Regions from separate parts of the Homo sapiens genome. Here region 1 is linked to region 2. The links are chromatin contacts, found by Hi-C or POLR2A ChIA-PET in ENCODE. All regions are on one chromosome and are shown on one strand. Each heading gives the region's core, a stretch centred on a gene start or an enhancer-like site at or near the end of the contact. The rest is flanking DNA. Distances are from core to core; before and after follow the strand shown. Region 1 holds the start of DPP3 (dipeptidyl peptidase 3). Region 2 holds the start of YIF1A (Yip1 interacting factor homolog A, membrane trafficking protein).

The links. A loop is a pair of places that touch in the nucleus more often than their neighbours do. ChIA-PET counts read pairs that join two places held with the same protein, here RNA polymerase II (POLR2A). Pooled maps may share reads with other maps.
Region 1: a pooled map shows a loop between it and region 2 (13-fold over the local background). The contact joins the promoter of DPP3 here to the promoter of YIF1A in region 2. A Hi-C loop is called at or near these places in 1 of 168 maps with a recorded cell type or tissue (posterior vena cava), 2 of 37 single-sample maps with no recorded cell type and 14 of 50 pooled maps. POLR2A ChIA-PET finds 5 or more read pairs at or near these places in 7 of 52 experiments (CD4-positive, alpha-beta T cell, GM10248, HEK293 and 4 more).

The regions. Positions count from the first base shown.
Region 1 is chr11:66,478,386-66,481,770 of GRCh38, forward strand. It overlaps DPP3 (dipeptidyl peptidase 3), which reads left to right and starts at 2,049. Exons shown (of 18, transcript NM_130443.4): 1 at 2,049-2,080. DPP3-DT (DPP3 divergent transcript) reads right to left here and starts at 1,864. Exons shown (of 4, transcript NR_120586.1): 1 at 1,654-1,864. RefSeq lists enhancers at 875-1,442, 2,019-2,188 and a silencer at 1,829-1,878.
Region 2 is chr11:66,287,865-66,291,309 of GRCh38, forward strand. YIF1A (Yip1 interacting factor homolog A, membrane trafficking protein) reads right to left here and starts at 1,279. Exons shown (of 8, transcript NM_020470.3): 1 at 1,091-1,279; 2 at 217-428; 3 at 1-52. The coding sequence starts at 1,121. RefSeq lists a silencer at 896-1,355 and enhancers at 1,294-1,588, 1,456-1,595.

The DNA of each region.
Region 1 (3,385 bases), core at 799-3,298, 190 kb after region 2:
TTCCAACTTCTCTCCCCTCAACATACACACAACACACAAAGCACTCAAAATCCAACTCTTCCAAGTTCTCTCTTCTGACCCTGTTGGGAACCAGGCAGGGGAACATTCTGATCCCATTTCCAGTGGGGAACCTCAGACCCTAGGAGGAAAGACCAGCAAAGGGCACCACAGTAGATGCTGGGGAGGATTCAGAGGTATTGGTGGAGGAGGTCAGAGCCCTGGTCTTGTCCCAGCTCTGCCTTTGCCAGCTGTTAGAGCCTCAGTTTCCTCAGTGCTAAAGGGGATAACAGTCACTACCTCGCCAGGTGGTTGTGAATATACAGAGAGCACCTGTAACACAGTTGATTCGTAACTGTTGCTCCTCACCGACCCCTTTTGCATTCCCATGGGGAAGAGCCAAGGCTGGGGAGTTATGACTCCAGTGATAGACTGCTCCATGTGAGTGACTGTGTGTGTGTATCTCTATGTTGGGGCCAGGGATATCTGAACTGTGTGGTGTTATAGGAGTCGGCGAACCTCTTAGCCTCAGTTTCCCTATCTGTACAATGGGTAAAGTGATCATACCTCAGGATTTTTGCAAGAATTAAATGAGGTCCTCCATGCCAAACTGCTAGCAAGGGACCTCAGTATATGCTCATCTTATCTGTGATCATAAAAATGTGATCACGTAGCTGGTTGGGGGGTCCTGAGAGCACTGGGGTCTTTTCCTTGCCTGAGCTGCCCCCTGCTGGCAGTGGGCAGCACTACCTCCCTTACCTGTGCACATTTCAACTTCACCTGTCAGCCAACTTTATACCCATTTTAAAGACAATGAAAACGGAGGCACAGGAAAGAAGAGGGGTGACTTTCCTAAGGACACCGACCAACTTGTTGAACTCCCCCATATAACAAGTAATCATCAAAGCTAACAGCTTGTAACACTGTTGTGTCAAGCAGGGCCTTGGGCACCTTTGTGGATGAGAAACTGGTGTCTATGGTAAGCAGAGGCTGTCTGGCCTAGACACGGGCGTAGCAAGGAGACCGTGCGGGATTTCAGTACCCAAACGCCCCTCACCCTGCGCAACTATAGGGAGCGGCACTGCAGTCAACACATCACAACTTACAATATCCCTTGGATTGGATTCAATTATTAGCCTGGTTTTCCGGTTCATAAAGCCAAGACTCCCAGACAACCTCACTCCACCCCCCAGTCTGACCCTGGGCCCTCACCACTACTCCCCATTTGGCCTAGGCCCTTCCGCATGCCCCACCCAGACCGTGGTCCCGTGAGTCCGTCCAGACCTGTAAAAGTGGACCGCGGGCCCGCCTCTGCTCTGGACTCCCTTTCGGGGCCGCAGGAGGCTTTCTCATCCATCAGGCATCTGGCAAGCACCAGGAAACTACCAGCCTGTTTGTGCTAAGGAAACTGAGGCTCGGGAATGTTTAGCGGCTCCTTCCAGGCCCGTGGCGGGTGGGTGGTGGTACAGTGAAGCAGTCGAGGCGTTTCTCCGCGCCCCTACACGGGTGGGACCACCTCAGCCCTGGCCCGATCCCACTCAACCGTAGCCCCGATTCCCGGCACCGAGAGCTTTGCAACTTCCAAGTCTCCACCCCCAGGTCCCGAGTCCCGAGAGGAAGGTGGAGCCACATTACTCCTATTGTGTAGGTTCCCACCTGCAAGAGTGCTGTCGGGTCCTCTGAGGTGAAACCCCAAAGGAAAGCGGGATCGGGACTGGGGGAGGGGGATTCCCAAGTCCCTGACACCCGCGCCGTCTCGGCCTGGGCTTGGTGACCTCGTCAGTCCCGTCTGCCGGGACTAGGCCGCGGCCAGGCCGGGCACAGCGGTACCCGGTCCGGCGCGTGTGCGGCCTGCTGACAAAAGGCCGAGCCCGCAGGGCCAATCCGCGCGCCACCCCGTAGCGCCTGGGGGCGGGAGCGGGCGAGCCGAGAAGCTCGTCTTGGCGCGTCTATTGGCTGGTACTGACGCCCATCCGGACCCCGAGGCCAGGCAGTTGGCCAAGGGGGGCGGGGTTCGCAGAGCCCCAATGAATGGGGGAGCCGGAAGCAGGAAGTGAGTTTGCGAACGGAGCAGCTGCTGCAGGTGAGGCGCGGCGCCTGGGCTTTTGGGGTCAAAGCGTGTCATCCCGGGGGACCAAGGCGAATCCATACTGAGCGCAAAATCGTTCCCTTTCTGCCCACTCTCCAGTACCCCCTCCAAATTCACCCCGCCCTCGAGGCCAAGGAGTGCTCCGGGGAGCAAAGAGTTAACAGCCCTTTCCGAACCTCGAGGCTGTGCTATTGGGGCGGGGCTTCTGGAGGCCGGGGCAGGGCGAGGAGGCTGGACACTCTGTCCCAGCCGGGACGGGGCGTGGCGGGGAGAATGCCCCGGGTTGGGGAATCCCCGGGTTCCAACGGGGCTGTCAGACCTTCAGTAAATTGTTGCCCTTTCCAAGCCTCAGTTTCCCTATCTGTAAAATGGGCTTTCTTCTGGTTGTGAACTTCTGTGGCTTCCCTGGTGGAGCACAGGGAGCGAGCAGGAGAATGGAGGGCCAAGGAAAAGGCATTTAGAGGGATGAGAATGGGACAGTTTCAAGCAAAATCATTTATTGCTGTGGATACTTTCCGTCCAGGGCGACTTCATCTGATTAGCGCACCCACCTGGTAATATTGGGGTTATTCTCTCTTTTATAGAGGAGGAAACGGAGGTACAGAAAAGTGAAGCAATGGACTTGACTTTTAGGAGTCTGGGGCCGAGTCCTGGCTAAAGGCTGAGCCTTCCAGCTGGCGGCCTGGCACTTTATCCTTGTGAGCACAGTGGAAAGTGTAAAGAATTCTGAACAAAGGCCAGGCGCGGTGGCTCACGCCTGTAATCCCAGCACTTTGGGAGGCCAAGGCAAGCAGATCGCTTGAGGCCAGGAGTTCGAGACCAGCCTGGACAAAATAGCGAGACCCCGTCTCTATCAAAAATACAAAAAATTAGCTGGGCATGGTGATGCACGCCTGTAGTCCCAACTACTTTGGAGGCTGAGGCAGGAGAATCGCTTGAACCCGGGAGGCGGAGGTTGCAGTGAGTCAAGATCATGCCACTGCACTCCAGCCTGGGCAACTAAGTGAGACTCCGTCTTAAAAAAATAATACTGAACAAGGAAGCAGGGAGGGGCCTGGGCTGGGAGCCTAGAGATGAGGATCTCTGCTGCTGATGTCTCCATTGTGGGATTAGGCAAGGCTCTTAGCCTCTCTGAACCTCAGTTTCCCCATCTGTAATACTAGGTAGTTAGAGTCAATCAATTTTTTTTTTTTTGAGGTGGAGTCTCACTCTGTTGCCCAGGCTGGAGTGCAATGGTGCGGTCTCAGCTCACTGCAGCCTCCACCTCCTGGGTTCAAGTGATTCTCCTGCCTCAGCCTT
Region 2 (3,445 bases), core at 29-2,528:
TGTCCACAGCAAAAAAATACTTGAGTTTGCTCACAGACACAAAACGGTGCAGCTGGGAGGGGAGAGAGGAAGCTGTGGGCAAGCCGCACCCCAGGCCTCAGGGTGCCCCTCTGTGTGCTCCATCCCTGAGGGCACTGTGAGGAATCGGGTGGAATCCCATGATGCCCCAGCCCTAGCCAAAAATTCTGCCACCCGTGCCCCGGGGGCAGGCCACACCTCCTTGTGCACCATGTCCTTCCCATGGGATGCGATGGAGCTGCCATAGGCCATAGCCACATTGGCCATTGGGTCCCCAAGCAAGTGGTTGACACTGAAGGCCACGTCTGCTCCTGTGGCTGGGTATCCCCCGGGCTGGCTGGAATAACCACCGCTTGTGTCATCGAAGAGGGGAGGGGGATCCGGGGCTGCCCGGGCCCTGTGCTTGGAGCCTGTGGGTTTGGAGGTATCAGAGTAGATGACAGAAATACCAAGCATGAGCCCAAACCACCGCCCCTTCCCTGGCTGGACAGCCCTGCACGGGTCCTGGAGGCACCGATCAGTGAGGGGACCCCAAGCTGGGTGAGGGGGAGCTAACTGAGAAAAAACTGTGATGAGGGATCCTTTGCGAGAAATCCGTTGCTAAATGTAGGCAAAGAAAGAGCTGAGGCAGCGCCTAGAACTGGTTGCCCACTTGGGGTTTCTGAAGGCCTCTCACTGGAAGTGACCTCTGAACTGAGCCACAGTGAGTAGAAGTGTGCTAGGTGAAAATAACTGGGAGGGCATCCTTCCGTGAACAAAGCTGGGAGAGGCGACAGCTGGCTACCTGGAGGCCCTGGACAGTGATCAGGGACCTCATCAGGTTCACAACAGTCAAAGGAGTTTCTGGAGGAGGAGGCGGACCCCGTTTTTGCCCGACTCCGGCATGGGATTCCCAGGACTGGGCCGAGAGGGCGAAGTCCGGGACGTGTTGGAGTGTTACGAGGGGCAGGAACCCGAGTGACACCCCCGCCCTGGGCGGCGGTCCCAGTCGCTATCTCCCTCGGGGTGAGCGGGCCACGCCGCCGACTCTCCCCCCGCCGGCCGCGCCGCGCCCCGCCCGCGCCCCACGCACCGTGGGCTCCGTAGCCCGAGTGATAAGCCATGGCCGCGACGCTCGCTGTCCCCGAGGGCCCGCTGCGCCGCCTCGTGGGTACGAATACTAATGAGGCAGCTGCTCCGCGCCCAGGGTACCGACCGAGGCCACCCGGCCGCGCGACACGTCCCCCACCCCGCCGGTCTCGGCCACCATGTCCGTGGCGTCATCCCCCGCGCCTGCCATTGGCTCTTCGGCGGCGCCGGCTCGCCCCTCCCCTCTCCCAATTGGCCACTGACGAGCTCTGGCCTGAGCGGATTCGGCAGAAGGCAACATCCGGGTGAGGGACAGGCGGAGCGACTTGCGGTGCCTGGGATTGGATCACGGGCTTGCCAGTTCACGGTGGGAACAGCCAATAGAAGAGTTAAGAAAGAAGGTGGGCGAGAATTATTTGCGCGCCTGCGCGGTGAGGCACTTGACGCACCCTGCCACGACTACACCAGGGAGTCGAGAGGTAACCTGCAGCCGGAGTCAGGAGCAAAGCTTCCTTGGTGGGACGTACTCCAGGAGGGAACGGGGCGGTCGAGTTCCAACCAAGCCCTGCCCTTCGGGGCGCCTGTTTCTCCCTCTCTGGGCTTGTTTTCCTCCCCCGTCACCTACACTTCACCCAATCTTGGAACGGAGCCCCGGCAGACCCGGAGGTGGTGGTGGGAGGCCGGACCTATCAGTGACAGAGCTGCCAAGCAAGCCCCAGGATGCTGACTCCACCCGCCTCCCACTCCTCTTCTCCGCGCGGGTGCTGTCCGTCGTCCGGTGCTGAAAATGTCCTCCCGCCTCAGCCGCCATCCTGTAGACTCCCGGGGGCCTGCGTATGGGAAGATTTGGGGTCTCGAACCACACGCTCCTAGCGAGCGCGTGGCCGCACGCACACATACACGCATACTGCAAAACTGGGGCCCAGAGGATCCGAAGTCTGAGAGATTGGGTGGTATAGGTGGGGCAGGATCCTGCCCCGGGCCTGTCCCATAGACTCTCCCGTAGTCCAGCAGATTTGGGGGCAGAGGTGTGCTGATTTGCGTCCTGAAGCTGCAGCCTAAACTCCTGAGTCATCGCCGGGCCTGTGGTCTTCTTGAAGTGAGGCCCCTAAGCCTCACTTGTAGTCCCGGGGGTTCCTTTCTCTCCACCCAGGTTCTGATCACTCCCAACCCCGCGGAGACAGTCTTCAGGGGCCTCCCTCTCACAGACCTTCAGCCACCGCTTTCTAGAGAGCATGAGCAGGTTCTCTGCGACCTCTCTAATTAGCTACCAGGTATCCAGTTACACCAGATGACCTTCCTGCTCCCCAAACTCAGCCCACGTGGTCTGATTGCAGTGCCATTGCCCAGAGGTCCCCTCCACCTGGGATGCCCTTCCCCCTCATATCCACTTGTCCATAAGCCTAGTTATCTTTAAGAGTTAGTTCATCTCGTGCCTCTCAGAGGGACAAAGGGGACAGAGACCTGACCCGGTCAGGGGTGGAGGTCATAGGTTGGGTTCTAGGCCCCCTCTGGGTGCACCCAATTTGCCCTGCATGTAAGTTCCATGAGGACAGGCCCTGTTGTCATTCTCCACTTCCACCCTTGTCTTCCCAGTGCCAAGCACAATACTTGCATATGGAAGACACCCAATAAACATCTGTGTCCAAGAAATTCATAATAAATAGATAAAACCCTGGACCAGTCCTTTCCTGTGTCCACATCTCAATTACCTAATCTTTAAGTGGGTAAGGATGTTTAATTGAATGGTCTTTGAGTTGCTCTTTGCCTGAACACACGCACATACAAAAATGAATTAACCCACCAGTATTGCAGCTCATTTTCTGCCCATATTGTCTAGTTTGGGAGCAAAGCCAGACCCAGACACAGATGTGAAGATCTGAGGCCCTGGAGGGCTAGGAGGTAGCACTGGGGCCACGTGTACCTGGGAGGGGGTCATCTAATGCAAGTCAGTTCCCATGTCACTGCAGGGCACAATGGATACTTGTAAACTGAATCCAAAACCTTTCTATGTCTTTTCTTTTCCTTCTTTCTTTCTTTATTTCTTTTTCTCCCTTTCTTTCTGTCTTCTTCTTCTTCTCCTTCTCCTTCTCATTCTTCTTCTCCTTCTAGGCAGGGTCTCACTTTATCACGCAGCTGGAGAACAGTGGTGCAAACACAGCTCACTGCAGCCTCTTACTCCCAGACTCAATTGATCCTCCTGTCTTAGCCTCCCAAGTAGCTGGGAATACAGGTGCACACCACACCATCATGCCCAGCTCATTTTTTAATTTTTTGTATAGGCAGGGTTTCGCCATGTTTCCAAGGCTGCTGGAATTCCTGGACTCCAGTGATCCTCCCACCTCGGTCTCCCAAAGTG